Linked DNA regions of Homo sapiens: all the other regions are linked to region 1. A link is a loop called in an ENCODE intact Hi-C map of the cell type or tissue named here. Cell type or tissue: CD4-positive, alpha-beta T cell. All regions are shown on one strand.

Evidence for each region. Peaks named below come from ENCODE experiments on the same cell type or tissue, not always from the same donor. Only the 100,000 strongest peaks of a DNase experiment are listed, where the experiment ranks them.
Region 2: a loop joins it to region 1, with 5 times the contacts of the local background. A loop is called at or near these places in 43 of 110 quality-filtered maps.
Region 3: it touches region 1 in a loop (7-fold over the local background); 105 of 110 quality-filtered maps call a loop at or near these places.

What each region holds. Positions count from the first base shown.
Region 1 is chr11:75,138,446-75,143,445 of GRCh38, forward strand. LOC107984358 (a long non-coding RNA gene) reads right to left here and starts at 1,681. Exons shown (of 3, transcript XR_001748297.2): 1 at 1,640-1,681. RefSeq lists an enhancer at 4,147-5,000. In CD4-positive, alpha-beta T cell, CTCF peaks have their summits at 2,291 (motif pointing right) and 2,492; DNase peaks (open chromatin) are centred at 2,286 and 4,846; H3K27ac peaks cover 924 bases.
Region 2 is chr11:74,927,515-74,932,514 of GRCh38, forward strand. It overlaps XRRA1 (X-ray radiation resistance associated 1), which reads right to left. Exons shown (of 19, transcript NM_001378157.1): 6 at 2,786-2,858. It overlaps LOC107984352 (a long non-coding RNA gene), which reads left to right and starts at 3,607. Exons shown (of 3, transcript XR_001748295.2): 1 at 3,607-5,000. In CD4-positive, alpha-beta T cell, CTCF peaks have their summits at 2,407 (motif pointing right) and 2,623; a DNase peak (open chromatin) is centred at 2,417.
Region 3 is chr11:75,246,788-75,251,787 of GRCh38, forward strand. No RefSeq gene overlaps it. Among named protein-coding and RNA genes, the nearest start is that of TPBGL, 8.5 kb to the left of the region's middle. In CD4-positive, alpha-beta T cell, CTCF peaks have their summits at 2,043 (motif pointing left) and 2,248; a DNase peak (open chromatin) is centred at 2,034.

The sequences.
Region 1 (5,000 bases):
AATAGATAACATCTTCAAGATGTTTAGCTGAAAAGAGATGTGGATGGTTGGAGGCTGATGAGATGTGTCCTAGGCAGTTCAGGGTTTTATAACAAAATACCTTAAACTGGGTCATTTGTAAACAACAGAAATTTATTGCTCACAGTTCTGGAGGCTGGGAAGTCCAAGATCAAGGTGCCAGTGGATCCAGTGTCTGGTGAGGGCTGCTCTCTGCTTCATAGATGGCACTTTCTAGCTGTGTCCTCACATGGTGGAAGGGACCAACAAGCTCTCTCAGGCCTCTTTTATAAGGGATGTAATCTCATTCAAGAGGGCTTTACCCTTACAAACTAATCACTTCCCAAAGGCCCCACCATTAAACACCATCACCCTAGAGGTTAGGTTTGCTTTATTAAAAAAAAGAAAATTTTTTTTGTAGAGACAGTATCTTGCTATGTGGCCCAGGCTTGTCTTGAACCCCTGGCCTCAAACAATCCTCCTGCCTTAGCCTCCCAAGTAGCTGGGAGCTGAGACCATGCCTGACCTTTTAAATTTTAATTTATTTATTCACTCATGCATTCATTTTTTTTTTTTTTTTAGATACAGGGTCTCACTCTGTTGCACTGGCTGGAGCGCAGTAGCACCATCATAGCTCACTGCCTCAAACTCCTGGGGTTAAGTGATCTTCCCGCCTCAGCCTCCCATATAGCTGGGATTACAGGCACATGCCACTATGCCCGGCTAGTGTTTTCCATTTCTGTAGAGACAGAGTCTCACTATGCTGCACAGGCTGGTCTTGAACTCTGGGCCTCAAGCAGTTCTCGCACCATGGCCTCCTAAAACACTGGGGTTACAGGTGTGAGCCACCACACCTGGCCAAGATTTAACATATGGATTTTGAAGGTCACAAACATTCAGACCATAGCAAGAAATCAGGGGGAATTTTGTTGTACTTTAAAAATTGGAGATATTTTAGCATATTTCCCACAATTCGTGGGTAGGAAGCAGCCAGTAGAGAGTGAGAGGATGAAGAGGATGGTCAATAGAGGAGGAGGAGGAGAGCTTCTGAAGCCAGTGTCTGGGCTCCCAGTGGGAGTGGGAGACAAGAGAGTAGAAAGAGTGCAGTAAAGGTCAGTGTGCAGATCTGGCGCTGCAGGGGGACGGCCTATCCTCACTTAAGACTGGAGTGGTAGGAGAATTTTGTGAAGATATTGAGACTGTAGAAGTGTTTGTTCCCCATTGAACGGGACTGGGAGGCAGTATAGTGGTTAAATGCTCCGATCTTGGTGCCAGACTAATTTGGATTCAAGCCTGGCATTTAGCTCTCTGAGAATCTGTTTTCTCTTCTGCAAAATGGAGGATTGATAATCAGGTATTTCTTTTTTTTTTTTCTTTTTTTTTTTTTTTTTTGAGATGGAGTCTTGCTCTGTCGCCCAGGCTGGAGTGCAGTAGTGCAATCTCTGCTCACTGCAACCTCCGCCTCCCAGGTTCAAGCAATTCTCTGCCTCAGACTCCTGAGTAGCTGGGATTACAGGCACCTGCCGCCACGCCTGGCTTTTTTTTTTTTTTTTTTTTTTTTTTTTTTGTATTTTTAGTAGAGACGGGGTTTTGCCACCTTGACCAGGCTGATCTTGAACTCCTGACCTCGTGATCCACTCACCTCGGCCTCCCAAAGTGCTGGCGTGAGCCACCATGCCCGGCCTCATCATCAGGTATTTCTTAAGTGCAAGCTCTGAGCTGGTGTAGTGCAGGTTGAGAAGAGGTAACAGTCACAAGCAGACGTCATAAACATTTCATCCAGGTTGCACAAGCCACTGTCCCTCTCCTGGGACCATGGGGAAGTCCAGACACTCACAGTCCATCCACTGTCTCCCTCCACAGAAATCGGAGAGGCACGGAAATGTCTTCAGCAGGAGCCCGTGTATTTCAGGAATACTTTTAAGCTAAGAACAAAAAAATAGCCCAACCCTTGAAGTTCCCCCTAAACCAGAGGCTGGCTGCCTGTGCCCTGTCCTGGCGCTGCTCTGCCCTGGAAACACTGGGAACGGTGGAGCTCTGTCTCTCTGTCTGGCCCCTACCGCCCTCACTCCCCCAGGTGTGCGAGGCTCCGACAGACGCGAGAGGCTGGAAAAGGAAAGTGCCAAAGGGAGGTTATGAATATGTCCAGAGAGAACCTGGGCCACCTTACCGACCATGCAGAGGAGGCCATGGAGCTCAGGGTAGGAGAGTCCAGAATGTGTCCCCAGTGCTGGGCCTCCGGCATACTCATCACCGCCACCATCCTCGCTGCCACCAGGGGGCAGTGTGGCCCCAGCGCAAGGGCATCAGCTTTGGGGGCCAAACGCACCTGGTCTCAAATCTCAGTTCCACGTACCACCTGTGTGTCCTTGGGCGCGCATGACTTCACTTCTCTCTGCCTCTGTTTCCTCTTTGGGAATGGGGGTAATAATAATGGCAACATTGGCTCGAGTGAGGTTTAGTGAGCTACTCTATGTGAGAGCTCTTTGCAAATCATCAGGTGCCTCAGTGCAATCGCCACCACAGCCACAGAGATTCCACCCGCTGGATGCCTTCCCCTCTGAGGTTTCTCACCCTGCAAAGCCTGAGACTCTTGCACTCAGTTTCTCTTTTGGATTATGCCAGTCCTGTGACAGGTGACCCTGGGTTGCCCCCATTCTTAGTCCAGTGTCTGAGAAGGGGAAGAAAAACTCCATTTGCATTGGAGCATTGGAGCAGCTCAGATGAGTGAACAGGAGGAAGGCTGCAGGCAGAGGAACTGGCTGATGGGAAGCTCCTCGAGTGAATGGCCAGCCTGCTCGATGCTGGTCAGCCAAGGACACGTGGAGAACTAGGGTATGACTGTGAGCACGTGTGTATTCTTTCAGGAGGAAGCAGGGAACACTTGGGTGGTGCTGGGAGGGATTGGAGGTCGTCCTTATCAGGTGAAGGATGGATCTGTGCTTATCCAGTGGTAAAAGGCAGGAAGGGCATTTGAGCTGAGGGAACTGTGCATATGCAGGCGCCAGGGATGAAAGTGCAAAAGGTAGGTTATAGGTGTGTGGTGATGAGCAGCAAATGTTAGGCTAAGAAATAGGCTTTGCTCTGAGGAGAATGGCTGGGCACAATAAGATTAGGGTTGGGAGCTGGGCAAGGTGTCTCACACCTGTAATCCCAGCACTTTGGGAGGCCATGGTGGGAGGATCACTTTAGCCCAGGAGTCTGAGACCAGCCTGGGCAACATAGCAAGACTCTGTCTCTACAAAAATAAAAATAAAAAAAATTAGCTGTGCATGGTGGTGCATGCCTGTGGTCCCGGCTACTTGGAAAGCTTGAGGTGGGAGGATTGCTTGTTTGAGGCTACAGTGAGCTAGGATGGCACCACTGCACTCCAGCCTGAATGACAGAGTAAGATCCTGTCTAAAAAAAAGATTAGTGTTTGGAAAGATGGCTCCAGTAGAATGTGGAGGATGGATTAGAACTAGGGAGACGGGAGTCACAGATGATTAAGGAGGCTGTGCAAGGGTTCTACAGGAACAAGGAGTGGTCTTTGAATTTAGGGAGAAGAGGGAATAAGACAGACAGAAATATGAAGGCAGAGTTGCCACACAGGCTGCAGGGATGGGGGCTGACTCTGAGGAGATGGGAGGGGCTCAGAACAGGGACCAGGGAGGGGCAGGTTTCCAGGCAAATGGTGAGCTCTCTGCTGAGCCGGAGCTGGGGTTCAAGCCCCTCCTGTTGTAGGAGGGAAACCTGAGATTTGACAAGGAAAGTAAAATGCCCAGGGTCAGTCAAAGGCAGCAGCTTAGTACTTGGATCATTCTGTATTCAACCTCATGGCTTAGGGACCAGTGGATAATGACTGAGTCCTCAAATTTGCCCTCTGAGACGGTTAAGTGCCATGGTTAGGGGCTTGGACTCTGGGGCCAGATTGTCTAGGTTAAGATCCTGATCTGCCTCTTACCAACTGTGTGACCTTGGCAGGTCTCTCTGTACCTCAGTTTCCTCATCTGTAAATTGGGGATTATAATAGGTTGTTTGGAGCATTAACTGAGCTGATACAAGTGCTTAGAACAGTGCTTGGCAAATAATGAGTGTTAGTCATGATCATTGCATCCATTTTGAAGAAGAAACTGAGGCTTAGAAAAATGAAGTATCTGCCCCATGCCACACAACTAATGTTGGCCGAGTTCCAGCCTAAGCTACTCCAAAGACTTGACTGGTTTGCTTAAGCTAACTGCTTGCCACCGCTGGCTCTTTCTGGAGGATGGTTGATGTCTTTAACTGAAAAGACTAGAGTCCCCAGCTGAAGGACTCTTAGGAGGAGATTCTGTGGCCCTCTAAGCGTCCTGTCTGGACCCAGCTCTGATTCTGACACCACCATTCAGCTTGTTTGCTGGAGAGATCCACTTGCTCCCCTGGCCAGAGAGCAGGCCAGAAACCAGGATCCATCAGGGAGGCCTGAGGCCTGGTCTCTCCCCTAGTTCCACCTAGGGGACAAAAAAAAGACATGCATTTAAATGAGGACAGTGCCACTTGGAAGGTGAGATGATTTTAGACGCGCATGCCAGGAACAGTTGGAGTGAGTGAATCTTGGAAGTGTGTGCACAGAATGTGGGGGGCGGATGATGTGTTGGGAGCATGATGTGAAAAGGAGAGAATCAAGCAAAACGCAAACTGTTGTGCTCTGAATAAGCAACACTGATGGAAGCAAGTTAGCCTGCTCCAGCCCCTCCTGAGAGAGCTGGCACACAGGCAAGTTAGGGTGTCCTACCCTGGTCCAGACACCAGAGAGAATCCACCTTGCCACGTGGTTCTTATGTGAGCCACTGCGGAGGCCCCGCCCAGCTGAGAAGCAGCTGCTTGTGTTCTGCTTCCTGCCTTCCCCATCCCTAGGCTCATAACCCAGCAGCAGAGGAAGTGACTCATCTTCCCAGATGAGATGGGCGGCATGCTTCCCCAGCAGCTCTCAGAAAATCTGCCCGAGCCACAGAAATGAAGCCGGGCAGCGGTAGGCTGTGGGT
Region 2 (5,000 bases), 210 kb before region 1:
CTGCAGCTTGTAAAGGACTTAAGAGAAAGATATTAATAATTACCATTTACTGTGTCCCTACTGGGTTAGGCCAGGCACTGTATAAGGTACTTTACATACATGGCCTCTAAATCTCTAACAACCCAGAAAAATAGGGATTACTACTTCCATTCTATGGCTGACTAAGGCTCAGCCAAGCTAAGTGATTTGCCAGAATGGAATTGCTGGTAAGTGAAAGAGCCAAGAATTGAATCTAAGTCTGCTCAACAGCAAAGCCCATTTTAAAAATTATCTTTATTAATCCTGATTACAAAAATTAAAACACAACTAAGAAAAACAGTCAAACATCACAGAAAAATAAAAAGTTCTGTTTAATCCCAACATCCAGAGACAAGTATTAAAAGTTCCATATATAGCACTCAACTTTTTCTCATGTATATATCAAAATACATACCTCTTTTAACAAAAATAGAGTCATACTGTACACACTGTACTGACTTGCTTTTTCCCTTAACAATGTAACTTAAAGATTATTCCATGTCAAAACATATAGATATGCCTAATGTCTTCTGATGTTCTACAGTATAGATATATCCTAGTTTACTAATCCATTTCCCCATTGGTAGCCTTTAGGCTATATGAATAAAAGGTAAGAAACTATATGAATAAATGTTTCTCTCTTTGAATGAGAACTGAACTTTTTCTAGCCTTGTTCCTCTGGTAACCTGAAACCAATGATACAGTAACTGCATTTCCAGGCAGTATCACTTGCGGTAAAAATCACCCTAGGTTGGCAAATTACATCTGGGCTAGGAGAAACTATAAATGAATGATAAACACCTGAAGGGGGCACCATAATTTTGGGCTTCCCTGTGTGTAGTGATTCCTATAATTGGATATATCCTTTGCAGAAACTCTAGGAGCTATGCCTATACGTGTTACAATGTATATTGGCTCCTGTGAGGAATGAGATTTCTAAGCCAGGGTGGCTTTTGCATCCACCCAATGACAGTCTCACTGTCTTGTACCTGAGCTGACACTGGGGGCCAGATGGAGGGGCACAAAGAATGCCTCATGGATGGCTTTGGGAACTCCATTGAAGAGAAACTCCTGATGCTGTTGTACTGGCATTCTGTGTGGAATTACTTAGAGCCTTCTAAGTGAACCTGATGTTAAATATGGTAGTCTTGTAAGTCAGAATGTTCAGTAGAACCTAATAAAGGCTGCTTTGTGAATATTTCTGGATGTTTCCAATGAACAGCCTTGTACGAGTGTGTTACTATAGAATAATTTCCTGGAAGTAAAGCTACTAGATTAAAGGCAATGACTACTTTAAATTTTAAGAAACATTACCAAATTACCTCCAAGATGCTACACCAATGACTATACTTCCACAGTTCAATGCAAGAGTATCCATCTCCCTACCAATGCTGGCTGTCATCAGCCCTTTTCACTCCTGCCAATATTTGACAGGCAGAAAACAGTATCTTGATCCACTGTAATTATTAGTGAGGTTGAACACCTTTTCATATACCTATTGGCCTTTGTATTTCCAGCCCAAGCTCCTGACAGACCACCCTGTCTCCTAAAGGGCAGGGACCTCATCATATGCTTCTTTGAAAACAATCTTCAAACTCAATGCAACAAAACTGAACTTATCCTATTTCCCTCTGACTTGCCTTTTCTCTAATGTGCCCTATCTCAATGAAATGCCCCTTGATTCCTCCCTCTCCCTACATCCCTATCAGTCTATCAACTACCAAGTCCTGTGGTTTCTACTCCTCCTAAATCTCTGTCTGTCTCTCTCTCTCTCAATCCTCTGCACCCTTCTTGTCACAATCCTGGCTCAGGCCTCATCTCCCCTCCCCTGAAAACCTGAAATAATCTCCCAGGTTTCCTGGCCTCCACCTTCTTCTTCTCTTATAATCCACTCTCCTCACAGCTGCCACTGAGCTTCTCTATTTAAAACCCTTCCAAGACTCTCTTTTGCCTGCAGCATTAAGTCCAATTCACTCCCGGTCCTTGATAATCCAGTCGCTGCCAATCTGTCTAGTTTCAATTGTCCCCCACATGCTTCCCTTGCAAGCATACAAAACCTCTTCAGTCTTCCTGATCAGACAATGCCATTCCACATCTGCTCCAGCAGCCGGAAATGCCTTCTTACCTTCTAGTTCCTGAATCACTCCTATTCATTTTTCTGGTCTCAGCTTAGGTGCTCCTCTTCTCAGTTCCTCCTGACACTCTGGCCTGGCTTGAAGTCCCACGTATATGCTTGCATAGTATTTCCTGATTCTCTCTTTCACTGCTCTCCCCTCATCCTGACCTAACTATCTGTATCTGAGTCCATCTCTCTCACCAAACCATGAGCTCACCAGAGCAGGACTGTATGCACTCATTTCTAAAAGCCAAGTATTCACACAGTCCTAATATCCAGCAGGGGTCGCTGTGGACTTGCTGAATAAGAAGGCTTTATGCTCCTACAGGAGTACTTTACAGGCTTAGAAACATTTTTATACACCCATCTCATATGAGCCTGCAAGGTATCCTGCAAGGGGAGGAAAAAAAGAAGGGAATTATCTCCATTGACAGATAGAGAAGTAGAAGATCACAGAAAAATGTTCTAAGTAGGTAGCGCCAGAGCAGGACTGGAATCGAGGTCTTTGTGCTCTCCAGCACCCAGCCTATTGTACTCCAAAAAAGAGATGTGTGGCCAATCATAGATGGTTGGACAGACAAATCCTAACACACGTGAATGGCTGTGCTGGCTAAGAGGAGGAAGAGAGCTTTCAAGAAAGAAAAAGCTTACCTAGAGGCAGCAGGTTTTCTGAGGCATTGATATAAATCACAGAATGAAAATGCTTGAAGTCATTTTCCTTGGCCTGTAGGAAAGCATTTCAGAAAAAAAAAAAAATCCACAAGATTAGTTCCCTGCCTAGAAGCCTTGCTGAAGCTTCAGGGCCACTGTCAGAAGAAACAAAGACCTAAAGGAATAAGGGACATCCCTAGCACAGGAGCAGACACTTGAGTGCTGTAAGGGTTTTCCTGCTTTTTTTCCACTATGAAACATTTCAAATGTACAGAAAAGTATACGGAATGACACTCTGAAGACCCATATAACCACTATCCAGAGGTAAGTATTTAATACAGCTGAATATTTTGCTGTCTTTGCTTTAAATAAATTTCCTTAAAGAAAATATTATATAGGGTGAACCACCACCATTACCACCCCTGTCCATGTATCCCCTCACTAATCCCATAACAGCTATCCTGAATTGGAGACTATCATTCCCATACTCAATAGTTTTTGTGTGTTTGTTTGTTTGTTTTTGAGACAGGGTCTCACTTCCATTGCCCAGATTGGAGTGCAGTGACACAATCTTGGCTCACTGCAGCCTCAACTTCCCCAGCTCGGGTGATCCTTCCACCTCAGCCTCTTGAGTATCTAGGACTGCAGGCACACGCCACCAAGACTGGCTAATTTTTTTGTATTTTTAGCTGAGATGGGGTTTTGCCATGATGCCCAGGCTGGTCTCGAACTGCTGCGCTCAAGTAATCCGCCTGCCTCAGCCTCCCAAAGTGCTAGGATTACAGGCGTGAGCCACTGCACCCAGCTCCCATATCTTTTTTTATGCTTATACGTGTGTGTGTGTGTGTGTGTATCAACTATATATAATGCTAGATACAGGTAGTAAAACTTTACGTTAAATGCAACAATATTTTAGGTATCATTCTGCAACCTGCCTTTTCACTCAACACTGTTTTTGAGAATTACCTGTGTCGATATATGCTGCTTTTGAAATTTACATATGTTGACAGTTGTAGTTCTAGTTCAATTTTTTTTTTTTTTTTGAGACAAAGTCTCGCTCTGTCACTCAGGCTGGAGTGCAATGGCACAATCTTGGCTCACCGCAACCTCCACCTTCTGGGTTCAAGTGATTCTCCTGCCTCAGCCTCCTGAGTAGGTGGGATTACAGGTGTCTGCCACCATGCCCAGTTAATTTTTTTATTTTTAGTAGGGACAAGGTTTCACCATGTTGTCCAGGCTAGTCTCAAACTCCTGACCTCAAGTGATCCTCCTACCTCAGCCTCCCAAAGTGCTAGGATTACAGGCATGAGCCACCACGCCTAGCCCTAGTTCAACCATTTTAATTCCTGTATAGTATTCCATTGTTTGAATATATTGCAAGTTTATTCATTCTCATTTAGTCTGTTTCTAAATTTTATTACAAACAATTATGTAATTAATATTCTTATACACACCTCCTATTCATAAGAGTTTCTTTAATGATATGCTCCTATCAAGCTGTGGGGAATACACAGCTTTATGAGATGGTAGCACATTGTTCTCCAAAGTAGTTAAAACAATTTACAGTCCTACCTGCAGTGTATGAGAAGTCCTATTTCTTTAAATCCTTGCAATTGGCATTATAAAACTAATTTTTGCCAGTCTGATTATTGTAAAATGGCACTGCATTTTCCTGATTATTTATGAGGCTGAATATCTTTTTCTATATTTATTGGCCTTTCAAGTTCCTCTTCTGTATACTAACATATTTATCTGTTGTCTATTTTTCTACTGGGTTTCTCTTTCTTCCTATTGTTTTGTAGGAGCTCTTGACACATTCTGGATCCCAATACTTTTTGGTTATATTACTTGCTAATATCTTCTCCCAGTCTCAGCTTATCTTTTACCTTTGTTTGTGGTAACTTTTGTTAGATAGATATTTTTAATTAAATTTCATAGATATTTTCCTTTATGGTTTAACCACAAAGCTAGCAAGCATCCACTCATCCCGTGGGTCTCAGCTAAGCTACCACCCTCTCCAGGGTGTGTTTCCTGTGTAAGGCTGAGTCAGGGGCCTGTCCTCTGAGGTCATATTTCGCACCCTCGTGTTTCCCTCATTGACTGCATTAGCTAGTCCTGTCTAACTCCATATCCATCTAAGCCCAGCCTCCTCCCTCTCTACTGGACTATATGCTCCAGAGGGCAGGCAGTGTCTGAGCCACCTCTGTACCCTCCA
Region 3 (5,000 bases), 110 kb after region 1:
GCACTGTCACAGGGCGATTTGCCAGGAGCTGGCCAGGCCCATGCAGACCCTCAACTAACCCTTCATTGGATGGGTGGGGAAACTGAGGCCAAGAGTATGCAGGAGCTCGTCCAGGTCACACAGATTGTCAGGAGCAGATCCCGAGCCCAGGATGCCCCAGGGCTACCCCTGCTCTGCCCTGGGTCTGAGCGTCTGGCAGAGCCACCCCGCCTCCTAACTTGCTATCTCCACCCTGTCAGTGCATCCAGGAGCCAGTCCCAAGCCTGAGGTAGCCTGAAGATGAAAATAAGAAAGTGAGCCGTAGAGGGTTGGAAGGACTCTTCAGCCTCTGTCAGCGGCTCCGGACAGGCCTCAGGAGCCCCATGCCAGCATCTTGCAGGCAGCGGCCCTGCTGGGAGTTATGTCTCCCCTCCCTGAGAGGAGAAAGGGGCTTGTCTGGACCTCCAGGCTCTGAGGTCCCAGGCATTAAACTCATTCTTCCTGAGCTTCTATCATCTGAGCATGAGGCTCACCTGGATGAACCAGATCCTGCTCCTGTTCTCGATCAAGATGGTGACCACACACACAGGACACTGTGATCATGGAAGCACAGGGATCCCAGGGAGGCCCCTAACTTAGGGGATCATCCAAGCTGGCAAACTCGGGAGTGAAAGGGGCCACTATTAATCATTACATTGGAGCAAGAATAAACTAGGACTGGCTGGGTGCAGTGGCTCACGCCTGTAATCCTAGCATTTTGGGAGGCCGAGGTGGGTGGATCACCTGAGGTCCGGAGTTCAAGACCAGCCTGACCAACATGGTGAAACCCCGTCTTTACTAAAAATACAAAAAATTAGCTGGGCGTGGTGGCACATGCCCACTCGGGAGGCTGAGGCAAGAGAATCGCTTGAACCCTGGAGGGGAGGTTGCAGTGAGCCGAGATTGTGCCATTGCACTCTAGCCTGAGCAACAAGAGCAAAAGTCTGTCTCAAAAAAAAAGAAGAAGAAGAAGAAGAACTAGGACTGTACCAAGATGCTGGGCCCTGGACTTCAATGACTTTTGACAAGACCTGGAGAGAAAAGAAAAAGTACTAGACTGCTAGACAAGACCAGCAAATCTACCAGCAATAAATAACGAATACACTCCCCTTCTTTGAACCCTATTTTCCAGCTGCACCAAACTATGGGGATGTTAGTAATAGGGCCCAGCTCTTCCATGCCCTGTGCCTTTGCTCACACAGTACCCTCTGTCTAGGATGCCTTCCCCAACACAGGGAGCACTCAAGACAGCCCAGGAGTCCCCCAGTCTTTATGACCCCGCTGTCTTTCTCCTACTGCTGTACCACCCAGAGCTTTCTTTCTACGGACTGGTTTCCTTGCCTCTTGTCTGCACCAGACCAGAAGCTCCCACAGGACAGAGGCCAGACCCAGTCACTTTAAGTCCCCAGTCAGGGTGCACAGAGATTTGTGAACGCTCTCCCAGCCCCTGCCCCCACAGAAATACAAAACACAGAGGAAGAAGCATCACGCAGGACTCTGTGGCCTACCCCTCTGCACGTTGAATGGGTGCTTCCTTTGACTCCCACAACCCCCCCATCATTAAACTGGGGTTTCGATTATATAAGATCCCAGGATGGCTGACTCCGTTGTCTACAAAGTGAGCGAGCAGAAAGAAAATGCAGTTTTAGAATATGTGGTCATGCAAAACACAATTTAGTCTTAGCCTCTTAACTTTGGCACTGATTTATTTGTTTATTTATTTATGAGGTCGGCCTCTGTCACCCAGGCTGGGAATGCAGTGGCGTTATCATAGCTCACTGTAACCTTGTACTGCTGGGCTCAAGCAGTCCTCCCGTCTCAACCTCATAAAGTGCTGGGATTACAGGCATGAGCCACCGCGCCTGGCTAACTTTGGCTTTTTAATACAATTACAACTTCTGGCCCTGCGTTTGGGATCTTTGTCCAGGGCTCTGTTTGGGCAGCCCCTGCTACTGGCTTAGTCTTGGTTCCTCCCCACAGGGAGCTGCAGCGACATCTATTGGCCGATCCGTGTGGGAGCCGAGTCAGCTTTAACTTTTCTTGGTATACATGCGTCATCTGCTGGTGGAGATGGGAAAGTGCCTTTCTTCGTTCAGTCAACAATCCAACAAGTATGTAAGTGCCTGCTGTGTGCCAAGCACTGTGCTAGGAAGATGAGGATACAATTTTAAAGAAAACTAGAGCCGGGTGTGGTGGCTCAGGCCTCTAATCCCAGCACTTCGGGAGGTCGAGGCCGGCGGATTGCTTGACCTCAGGAGTTTGAGACCAGCCTAGGGCAACATGGCGAGACCCCGGTCTCTACAAAAAATGCAAAAAATAGCTGGGCGCAGGGGCGCCCTCCTGTAATCCCACCTACTTAGGAGGCTGAGACGGGAGGATTGCATGAGCCTGGGAGGTGGAGGTTGCAGTGAGCCGAGATCATGCCACTGCACCCCAGCCTGGGCAGCAGAGTGAGACCCCATCTCAAAAAAAGAAAAAAGAAAAAGAAAAGAAAGAAAACCAATAAGATCTCTGTCCTTATAAAACAGTAATAGTAAAAACTAACACATACAGAATTTACTATGTGCCAGAGATTGTTCTAGGTACTTTATATATATTAATCCATCTTGTCCTGATGACAATTCTGTGAAGCAGTTATTCTTATTCCTACTTCACAAATGAGGAAACTAAGGCACGTAGAGATGAATAATTTGCTCAAGATCACACTCCTAATAAGAGGCCAAGTTAGGCTTAGAACTCAGGCTCTGCTCCAGAGCCCTCTTCTTATTTAGACCATAAACAAGCACGATACTTATGAGGGAAATAAGCAGGGTAATGTGAGAGTGAGTGACAAGGAGAGGTCTCCTTTGAGTGGGGTAAGTCATGAAAGACCCCTCTGAGGGCGACCTACCCTGAAGAATGGGAAGGAACAAGCTATGCAGAGAATCTAGGAAAAGTTAATCCAGGCAGAAGCAGCAGCGAGCACAAAGGTGCTGAGACCAAATACTCAAACATCAGGTGGAAGGCAAGTTCTGGCCACTCTACTCCTACACCTCCCCACACTGTCCTTAGACTCATTCCCCACCTGGTCGCAGCTTGGACTTCTCTCATCTGCATCCCTGCCCCAGCTTCCTCCCTGTTCCCCCAGCCTGCAGCCCCCCTCTCTGGTCCCACACTGCAGCCCACACTGCAGTGAAAATGCGTGAATCTGATCCCTCTCCTTACTCTGCCTAAAACCTGTCCCACTGTCTTCTGGATAAAAACAAAGATCTTTGAGGCCAGGTGCAGTGAGTGGCTCACACATGTAATCCCAACACTTTGGGAGACTGAAGCAGAAGGATCAGAGGACAGGTGTTGGAGACCAGGCTAGGCGATATAGCAAGAACTCATCTCTACAAAAAACAAACAAACAAACAAACAAACAAAAAGCTTTTTTTTTTTTTTAACTGATTATCTGTAACTTCCACCCACTAATCAAATCTCCTGCCAGCTTTTCCAGCTCCCTTCACTCTTGTCACTCCAATGTGGTTATAGTTGCCTGAAGGCCCCAGCTTGTCTCACCCTGAGCCTCCCTGTGTGCTGTTTCTTCTACCTGGAAGGTCTGTAGCCCCTCCTTGCCTACCTAATTCCCTTTTTACCCTTAAAAACTCAGTTCAAGACCAGGTGGGGTGGCTCACACCTGTAATCCCAGCACTTTGGGAGGCCGAGGTGAGCGGATCATCTAAGGTCAGGAGTTCGAGACCAGCCTGGCCAACATGGTGAAACCCCGACTCTACTAAAAATACAAAAATTGGCTGGGCATGGTGGGTGTGTGCCTGTAGTCCCAGCTACTCAGCAGAAGAATCACTTGAACCCGGGAGGTGGAGGTTGCAGTGAGCAGAGATTGTGCCACTGCACTCCATCCTGGGCTACAGAGTGAGACTCCGTCTCAAAAAACAAAAAACAAATAACAAAAAACAAAAACTCAGTTCAAGCATTTCGTCCTCTTGGAAGCTGCCTATTTCTCATCTTGGCCACTCTGGCTAAATGTGAGACCTCTCCTTAGGTGCTCTCATGGCACGCTGTGACTACACAACAGGCCCCCTCTGCAATACTCCTCATCAGCAATTCCAAACCTTTAGCATCATGCCTTATCCCCCAATTAATCTGTAAGCAATTTGACTGAAGGGATTGTCTTTTTTTTTTTTTTTTTTTTTTTTTTCTGAGACTGAGTCTCGCTCTATCGCCCAGGCTGGAGTGCAGTGGCGCAATCTCGGCTCACTGGAACCTCCACCTCCCCGATTTAAGAGATTCTCATGACTCAGCTTCCAGAGTAGCTGGGATTACAGGCGCCCACCACCATGCCCAGCTAATTTTTGTATTTTTAGTAGAGACAGGGTTTCACCTTGTTGGCAAGGCTGGTCTCGAACTCCTGGCCTCAAGTGATCCGCCCACCTCCGCCTCCCAAAGTGCTGGGATTACAGGAATGAGCCACTGCACCCAGCCAGGATTGTCTCATTTAATCTTAGTGTCTTCAGGGCCAGCAGAAGCCCCAACAAATGGTACATGCCCAGTAAATATCGTTTGCAGTTGTGAGCTGTAAATTGCTCCATTTCTTTTTATTGAAATTTATACAAAGTCCACTCTTTTTGGCATACAGTTCTATGAGTTTTGACAATTAAGATATAGAGTGTTCCATTGCCCCCCAAAATCCCTCTTCATAGCAGCCCTCCCCCCAAGTCCAGCCATTGGCAACTACTGCTTTGTTTTCTGTCTCCATCGTTTTACCTTTGACACAGTGTCATATAAGTAGAATCATACATGTTTGTCCTTTTAAATCTGACTTCTTTCACTTAGCATAATGCAGTAGAAACTCATCCATGTTGTAGGTATCATTATAGTTTGTTCATTTTTATTGCTGCGTAGTATTCCATCATATGGTTGTACAATCATTTATCCATTCAATAGCTGAAGAGCATTTGGGTGGTTTCCAGTTTTTGACAACTATGAATATAGCCACTGTA